Regions from separate parts of the Homo sapiens genome. Here region 1 is linked to region 2. Evidence: read pairs that join two places in POLR2A ChIA-PET (ENCODE). Cell type or tissue: PC-3. All regions are shown on one strand. Each heading gives the region's core, and the rest is flanking DNA. Links, peaks and the distances in the headings are about the cores only. Region 1 overlaps GRB2 (growth factor receptor bound protein 2). Region 2 overlaps SLC16A5 (solute carrier family 16 member 5).

Region 1 (4,384 bases), core at 251-4,250, 270 kb before region 2:
TATGATATCCACAAAATAATGAATTTACATTTCTCATGGGCCCTGGCTTTAGCCATTACCTCGAGAGTCAGTCTGAGCATCACTTTTAAGCATTCATTCATTGAGTGTCCCTGTCTCTTAGTACTGTGATGGTCCATGTTTTGAGTAAGTAATGCCATCCTTCAAGCAAAGGAACATATATATGCTTTGAGTTGTTTTTCTGGTAGTGGTAGGTACATTTGCATCAGAGTCAGTAAGTTCTTAAATACCATCAGCCATAGTCAAAAACAGTTTTTTTTTTTTGAGACGGAGTCTCTGTTGCCCAGGCTGGAGTGCAGTGGCACGATCTTGGCTCACTGCAGCCTCTGCCTCTCTGGTTCAAGCAATTATCCTGTCTCGGCCTCCTGAGTAGCTGGGGACTACAGGCATGCACCCCCACACCCGGCTAATTTTTTTTTTTTTTTTTTTGGTGGAGACGGTTTCACCATGTTGCCCAGACTGGTCTTGAACCCCTGACCTCAAGTGATCAGCCCGCCTCGGCCTCCCAAAGTGCTGGGATTACAGGTGTAAGCTACTGCGCCTGGCCCAGAAACAGTTTTTAACCAGTGCAACTCATACCCATCCATCCAGAGTCCTTGTCTCAGTCTCACATTCTGATCTAACAGCTGAGCTCAGAGCAGCAAAGGAATAAATGGGAGTTTTTCTCAATATAAGGTTGACTATGCCTTCTTATATTTTGCCTTCTTAAATTTTCATATCTTTGGCTCATGGACTGTGGTGTAAAGAAACCTTCAATTTTCCTATAACATTGTGCTGCTACTCCTGTTCCAGCTTAAAATCATTTAAATACGTTACTTTTGATATGTCGCATTGTGAACTCCTAGGTTAGGAATGTCTAGGGGTAAGTTGATGCAAAATGAGGATAATCATTAATTATTAAATTTCTAAGATGTTCTTTTTATATACCAAAGCTGTGTTTTAGAAGGATGACTTTGAGTAGTGTGGATTGAAGTAGGGGAGAGGCCAGATACAGAGGACCTAGGCTGGAGCCAGCTTATCTGGGTTCAAACTTTGGCTGTGCCATTTGCCATGATCATGATGTTGGGCAAGTTTTGTTCTTTTTTTAAACTTCTTTGTGTCACAATTTCCTCACTGGAAAAATGGGGATAATAATGGTCCTTGACTCATTAGATATTGTGAGGATTAAACTAACTGAAATATGGAAGCACTTAAAACAGCAAGTATATGAGAAGCAGTTTTGTTTCAGGCAAGCTGATGGAGTATGTTAGTGGAAATGGAAAAGAGTCATATTTATCTGGGTGCAGTGGCTCACACCTATAATCCCAGCACTTTGGGAGACCGAGGCAGGAGAATCATTTGAGCCGAGTTCAAGACCAGCCTGGGCAACACAGTGAGACTCCGTTTCTACAAAATAAAAATAAAAAAATGAGCCGGGCATGGTTGCATGTGCCCGTAGTCCCTGCTACTCAGGAGGCTTAGGTGGGAGGATCTGGGAGGATCATTTGAGCCGGGAGGTTGAGACTGCAGTGAGCTATGATCTCACCACTGCACTCCAGCCTGAGTAACAGAGCAAGATCCTATCTTTAAAAAAAAAAACAACAAAAAAAAAAACAAACGCCTGACGCAGTGGGTCACGCCTATAATCCCAGCACTTTGGAGGCTGAGGCGGATGGATCACGAGGTCAAGAGTTTGAGATCAGCCTGGCCAAGCTGGTGAAACCCCATCTCTGCTTAGAACACTCACACAAACAAAAATTAGCTGAGCACGGTGGGGGGCGCCTGTAATCCCACCTACTCAGGAGGCTGAGGCAGGATAATCGCTTGACCATGGGAGGCGGAGTTTGCAGTGAGCCAAGATCGCATCACTGCACTCTAGCCTGGGTGACAGAGTGAGAGACTCTGTCTCAAAAAAAAAAAAAAAACAGCTGAGCACAGTGCCTCTTATCTTTAATCCCAGCACTTTGGGAGGCCAAGGCGAGTGGATCACTTGAGGTCAGGGGTTCGAGACCAGCCTGGCCAACATGGCAAAACTCCGTCTCTACAAAAAGTACAAAAATTAGCCAGGCGTGGTGGCGAGTGCCTGTAATCCCAGCTGCTCCAGAGGCTGAGGCATGAGAATCGTTTGAACCTGGGAGGCTGAGGCATGAGAATCGCTTGAACTTGGGAGGCAGGGGTTGCAGTGAGCCGACATCGTGCCACTGCACTCCAGCCTCAGTTACAGAGTGAGACTCCATCTCAAAAAAAAAACCAAAACAACGAAAAAAATCTAAAGAGTATTTTAAGAGAAGAAATAACAGGATTTAATGATTAGATGAGACATTCTGTTTAGCCAGAGGATTCCAGGGCTTTGAGGCCGAGGAAATATTGGTGTCATTAACAGAAATGAGTAAATTAGGAATTATCTAATTGGAGAAAGGAAGATACTGAATGCTAAAACCATAGGAAAAAGTTTGACTAAAAGTACTGTGGATAGTTTAGAATCTTTGCCCACTGCTGTATCAAGTAAAGAATAAAGGGCTGAACTCATTTCTCACAAGGTAACTTCTTTATGCATATTTCCCAGCAAGAAGCAGCCTTAACCTTGAGAAACATGAGTCACTTCTGAGGCTTTACTGCTCTAGGCAGTTTCTACCTCATGATCTCCCTTAAAAAGAGGGTAACGGCCCAGCTCAGTGGCTCATGCCTCTAATCCCACCACTTTGGGAGGCTGAGATGGGAGGATCACTTGAGCCCAGGAGTTCAAGACCAGCCTGAGCAACACAGCAAAACTCTTACCTCTACAAAAAGTTTTTTTAAAAAATTAGCTGGGTGTGGTGGTGCACACCTGTAGTCTCAACTACTCCAGAGGCTGAGGTGGGAGGATCGCTTCAGTCTGGGAGGTCGCGGCTGCAGTGAGCCATAATCACGCTACAGCACTTTAGCCTGGGTGACAGAGTAAGACCCTGTCCTGAATAGGGGGAAAAAAAGAGCAGTGGGTCTGATTATAACCTTTGTGACAACACTAGATCCCATTACCATAGACTTTCTGAATTGGTTATAGTAAGCCTTAATTTTATTTGTGCCTCGTAAGAATAGTGTGGCCCTATAAATGATAGATTTGAGTGAGAATTCCCACATCTAAATTGTAAGACCCTCATGTACTGAAGCCTCACGTATTTTTCCTTTTTTTTCTTTTTTGAGTTTTTGTTAGTATATATCACAGGAAATTTTACCTGGGAACCTTAAGCTTATTGGTGATCTAGTTATTAGAGATTTAAGAAGTATTTTTCGTTTTCATTGGCTTATTTCAGGGAAAAAAAATTTGTTGGATTACTTTCTTGTTTTTTGAGCCAGGGTCTCACTCTGACACCCAGGCTGGAGTGCAGTGATGGGATCATGGCTCACTGCAACCTCCACCTCCTGGGCTCAGAGGTGATCCTCCCACGTCAGCCTCCCAAGTAGCTGAAACTACAGGCATGCACTACCACACCCGGCTAATTTTTGTTTGTTTTTTTGTGGAGATGGGGTTTTGCCATGTTGCCCAGGTGCCCAGGCTGGCTTTGAATTCCTGGGCTCAAGTGATCCGCCCGCCTCAGCCTCCCAAAGTGCTGAGATTACAGTGTGAGCCACGGCAGCTGGCCGTTTTTTTTTTTTTTTTGGAAGCTGATCTCAAACTCCTGTGTTCAAGGGTTCAAATGATTGCCTGTGCCAGCCTCCCAAAGTGCTGGGATTACAGGTGTGAACCACTATTCCTGTCCTGGGCATTTTAAAAGTAGAGACCATACTGTATATAACTTGCCTTTTAGAAAAATAAACATTTTCCCATTGTGTTAAGCCACTGTTATTTGCAGTTAACAGAATGTGTTATACTAGCCTACACAGTCGAGTTATGTGTGTATTGGCTCACATAATCGAAACGTTGAAAGGTAGTATAGAGATCAGATAAGATTTGATCAGGGCTGAAGCTCAGCATCTCCATGATTTTTTTTTTCCAAGTTCTGCTCTGAAATTTGTAACGGCTGCAAGGTATTTCATTATATGAATGCACTATAAATAAATATTTAACTGTTCTACTACTGGACATTGTAGGGTGTTTCCTTTCTGCCTCCCGCTATTAAAATAATGCTTAGGTAAACATCCTTGTTATGTTTACATGTGTTTTAAAGGAAGAGTAAGACTTGATATGTGATTAGGTACGACTATGAAAGAGAGGAAAGAGGAGAAATAGTGTGAAAAATGGTATTTCTACAGGTAGAAATGGGCAATTTCAATAGAAGGGAGACATGGGCAGCTGATGGGTTGGGTTGGGCATGCTGAGTGTGAGTCCATTCCTCTAGCCATTCTGTTCATCTTTTTGGTGCTCCTGAGCAACCCCTGGGCACCCACTGGTTATTAATTGTTTCTA
Region 2 (4,384 bases), core at 212-4,211:
GTGGCGGGAGAGGAGGAGAGTGGCTGGAGAGGGCAGTTCCAGCTGGAACTAGCCAGGTGGTTTCAAGGGCACGAGCAGGCCTGGATTCTGATACCCACCTGCCATGGACTGGCCATGTGGCCTGAGCAAAGCCTGATCCCTCTCCGTGCCTCAATTTTTTCCCCTACAAAGTGAGGATTCAGAATGGGCGATGTTTGACCCTGATGAGGATTCCCTGAAAGGTGGAGCAAGACCCTGAACTACACAGACCTGAGGCTGCTCATTCTATCCGGGTGAAACAGGATTGGTTCATGAGTTTACCTCCCCCACTTCGCTGGGGGTCTGTTGGTGGGAGGAGTCGGGGCAGTGTTCCAGGACATCTAGACTACAGTGTGCACCTTCAGATCCTGTTTTACCTGCCCCATCCCCACACCCAACATCCTCAGGAAGACTGGCTAGATCCCTCCCACCCTCCCACCACCTTCCCAGCCCTACAGCTGAGGGGAACCCTGGGCCCCTCTGCGCCTCCTTGCACTGGCCTCTGCAGACAATCAGGCAGGGTAGGTTCTCCCCTCCCACACCACCTCCAGCACCACCAAAGTCTGCACCTAGAGGTTTGGCTCAATGTGGAGGGGGGCCTGTTCCTTGCCTGGCTCCCAGCTGCTTTCTCACCAATCCACACCCCAAAAAAATAGAAAAGAGCTGCAGACTGCTCCTTGGCACCTCACAGGGGCCCCATTCACCCAAGCACATGTGGAGCTTCTCTAACTTACTCTCCGAGAGTGCAACTAAAGGGACAGGGAAGTGTGTGCGCATGAGATGCTTGTGTGTGTCTGCGGTGGAGGGGGGATGTGTGGTGTGAGCCAGTGTGAGTATAAAAGTGACAGAGTAGGCTGGGTGTGGTGGCTCACGCCTGTAATCCCAGTACTTTGGGAGGCCGAGGTGGGTGGATCACTTAAGGTCAGGAGTTCGAGACCAGCCTGACCAACATGGTGAAACCCCATCTCTACTAAAAATACAAAAATTAGCCAGGCATGGTGGTGCGTGCCTGTAATCCCAGCTACTTGGGAGGCTGAGGCAGGAGAATCGCTTGAACCTGGGAGGCAGAACCCGATGCGCTCCATCCTGGGCGACAGAGTGAAACTACATCTCAAAAAAAAAAAAAAAAAAAAAAAGTGATGGAGTGGCCATGCGTGGTGGCTCACGCCTGTAATCCCAGCACTTTGGGAGGCCGAGGCAGGTGGATCGCCTGAAGTCAGGAGTTCGAGACCAGCCTGGCTAACATGGTAAAACCCCATCTCTACTAAAAATACAAAAATTAGCCAGGTGTGGTGGCGCATGCCTGTAATTCCAAGCTACTAGGGAGGCTGAGGCAGGAGAATCGCTTGAACCCGGGAGGTGGAGGTTGCAGTGAGCCGAGACTGTGCCACTACACTCCAGCCTGGGTGAGAGAGGGAGGCTCCATCTCCGAAAAAAAAAAAAAAGAAAAAAGCAAGTGACAGACTAAGTGAGCAGCCCGTCGCAGACATAATCAAGCAGAGGCTGGTGGCCCGGCGTCTCTGCCCCTGTAGAGGGGGAGGTGGCTCTGGAGAGGACTGACCCACAGAGCTTCCTCACGCCAGAGACTCTGGCCTGACTTAGGGAAGTTGACATTGGGGAAAGCCCTTAGTCACAGGGGTGGGGGTGGGGACTGGGCTGCAGGCCAGAGCTGCATAGCTGAGGGTGGTGTGGCCGGGCGGGACACAGGGTGTTTCCTCTGCCGTGAACTCACTCTTCAGCCTTGGGCAGGTCTTGTGTTCTGTGCCTGCTTGCTTTCCTTACCTCTAAAAGGCGTAGGTAGGGGCAGGGGCACTTGAAAGGATCAGTGAAAGTATCCATGATTCATCGTGTTTAAAAATTTCTACAATACTGTGGTCAGGTGCCGTGGCTCATGTCTGTAATCCCAGCATTTTGAGAGGCCCAGGCAGGTAGATCACTTGAGCCCAGGAGTTTGAGACCAGCCTGAGCAACATAGTGAGACCCCGTCTCTACAAAAAGTAAAAAAATTAGCTGGGTATGGTCTGGGCGTGGTGGCTCACACCTGTAATCCCAGCACTTTGGGAGGCCAAGGCCAGCAGATCATGAGGTCAGGAGATCGAGACCATCCTGGCTAACACGGTGAAACCCCGTCTCTACTAAAAATACAAAAAATTAGCCAGGCATGGTGGTGCGCACCTGTAGTCCCAGCTACTCAGGAGGCTGAGGCAGGAGAATCGCTTGAACCTGGAAGGCGGAGGTTACAGCGAGCTGAGATTGCACCACTGCACTCCAGCCTGGGCAACAGAGCGAGACTCCATCTAAAAAAAAAAAAAATTAGCTGGGTGTGGTGGTGCACACCTGTGGTCCCAGCTACTCGGGAGGCTGAGGTGGCAGGATCGCTTGAGCTTGAGAGGTTAAGGCTGCAATAGGCTGTGATCATGCCACTGCACTCCAGCCCAGGTGACAGAGTGAGACTCTGTCTCAAAAATAAGCAAATAAATAAATAAACATAAAATAAAATGTCTACAGTACTCTGAATGAGCACGGGCTCATACACGTGTATGTGTACATGAGAGAGATGGCCAGCCAGGAATCCCATGCTGATGGAGATGCTGAGATGCCTGCTGGGGGTGGTGAGCCGCAAGTCAGCTGGGGAGTAGGTTCCCCGCCGGGTGCCCGGTTCCTAGCCCCTGGCCCAGGAACCCTGCTCTGCCTGTGTGAGAAGCAGCCCTCTGGGATTCCCACTCCCTGCCCCAACCCTGCAGGCCAGAGGCCATGTGGCAGATTCAGAGCTCACCCAGGAGGGTGGCGCTTTCTCCGAGCCTCACCTCCCTCCCAGTTTGAGGGCAGGACCTGGAATAATAGGCAGGCTGCTGGTGGCAAGTGGAGGGAGTAGCCAGGAGGTAGCCGGGGAGATGGGCAGCTGCGGCCAGCAGACACACGCCTGCAGAGGCCTGTGGGCCATCAGCTCGGGCTGCTGTCCACCGGGCCCCTCCGAGGCCGGGGTCTCTGCAGTCTCCCTGGAGAGCTCCCAGGAGCTGAGGGCAGGTCCCTGTGTCCACGGCGACTGCAGAGAACCCTCCCTCTGCCCTGCTCCCAACGCTGGGGTCAGGGTGAGGCAGTCACACTCCTGGAAAAGCCAGCCAGGAACATGGGCCTCTGAGGCCTATGGTGACAGAGCCAGGAGAAGGGGCAGACAGGGGCTGCCTTCCTCCCTCACCCCCACTTAGCAACCTCCTCTCTGCAGGGAGTCCCGGGAGAGCTGGGGCTCCTGCCTTGTCCCCCTCTTGTTCCTGGTGTCTTTTTTTTTTTTTGAGACAGTTTCACTCTTGTTGCCCAGGCTGGAGTGCAATGGCACCATCTCAGCTCACCGCAACCTCTGCCTCCTGGGTTCAAGAGATTCTCCTGCCTCAGCCTCCTGAGTAGCTGGGATTACAGGCACCCGCCACCACGCCCAGCTAATTTTGTATTTTCAGTAGAGACAGGGTTTCTCCATGTTGGTCAGGCTGGTCTCAAACTCCCGACCTCAGGTGATCTGACCGCCTCGGCCTCCCAAAGTGCTGGGATTACAGGCGTAAGCCATCGCGCCCGGCCATTCCTGGTGTCTTCCTTGCGTCCCCTTTCCTATCCTGAAGCCACTCCCTGCCCTAGTGAGGGTCTCCAAAATATTAATAATTCACAGCCGCATACATTTCCCAGCTCCCAGCACCTCCAGGGAAGACAGTGGTCTTCCCTGCTATTCCATGTGGGAGCTGGGCAGGATGCCGGGCATCACCCTCAGATTGCAGAGGAAGCAACCGAGGTTCAGAGAGACCAGCCAGCTGGAAAGCAGGAGAGTCTTGGTGGGCTGGCCCCAGCGCTCTTCCCAGCCTGGCACTGAGCGCCCCAGCACACCTACGCCTGTGTCGGAATGGATCCCACAGAAAGGACGCAAGGCTCCGCCTGGCTTTGCAACCCAGGCACCTCCCCACTCTCTCCCCGGCTCCAGCCCAGTCCAGCTGGATTCCAGCCAGGGGCCCCTGGTGAAATCTGGTGAAACCTTAGGAATTCACCCAGGAGGCAAAGCCTGTGGCCTCAGAGAGAGGGAATCAGAAGGCCAGGGAGGTTGTGGCTTCCCCGCAACCCCTAGGACTTTCTCATCGGCCCCTCCCTAGGCCGCTCACCTGCCATGTGGAGCACAGCCGTGAGGATGGAGGGGAACCAAGAGGTCTCGCTGTTGCTGGCCTGGAACTCCCATTGCAATTCAGTGAAGAAGATGCCGATACACGTGGGGAAGCCCAGGGTGAGGCCCTGGGTCACCATGGTGGCCAGCAGCACCACCCAGGCCCAGCTGCCATCTGCACGCTCCAGGGCCTGGGGCATCCTCTGCTGCCGACGCTGCCACGGC

Evidence for each region. Peaks named below come from ENCODE experiments on the same cell type or tissue, not always from the same donor. Only the 100,000 strongest peaks of a DNase experiment are listed, where the experiment ranks them.
Region 1: POLR2A ChIA-PET joins it to region 2 with 14 read pairs; 1 of 35 experiments calls an interaction of 5 or more read pairs at or near these places.

Annotation. Positions count from the first base shown.
Region 1 is chr17:75,365,754-75,370,137 of GRCh38, reverse strand. The region is part of intron 2 of GRB2 (growth factor receptor bound protein 2); the gene reads left to right. Among named protein-coding and RNA genes, the nearest start is that of GRB2, 38 kb to the left of the region's middle. In PC-3, for the core only: no CTCF peak of the experiment used is centred there; a DNase peak (open chromatin) is centred at 2,597.
Region 2 is chr17:75,093,612-75,097,995 of GRCh38, reverse strand. It overlaps SLC16A5 (solute carrier family 16 member 5), which reads right to left. Exons shown (of 7, transcript NM_004695.4): 3 at 4,161-4,384. The coding sequence starts at 4,359. Among named protein-coding and RNA genes, the nearest start is that of SLC16A5, 7.8 kb to the right of the region's middle. RefSeq lists enhancers at 3,646-4,218, 4,219-4,384. In PC-3, for the core only: no CTCF peak of the experiment used is centred there; a DNase peak (open chromatin) is centred at 1,725; H3K27ac peaks cover 1,886 bases.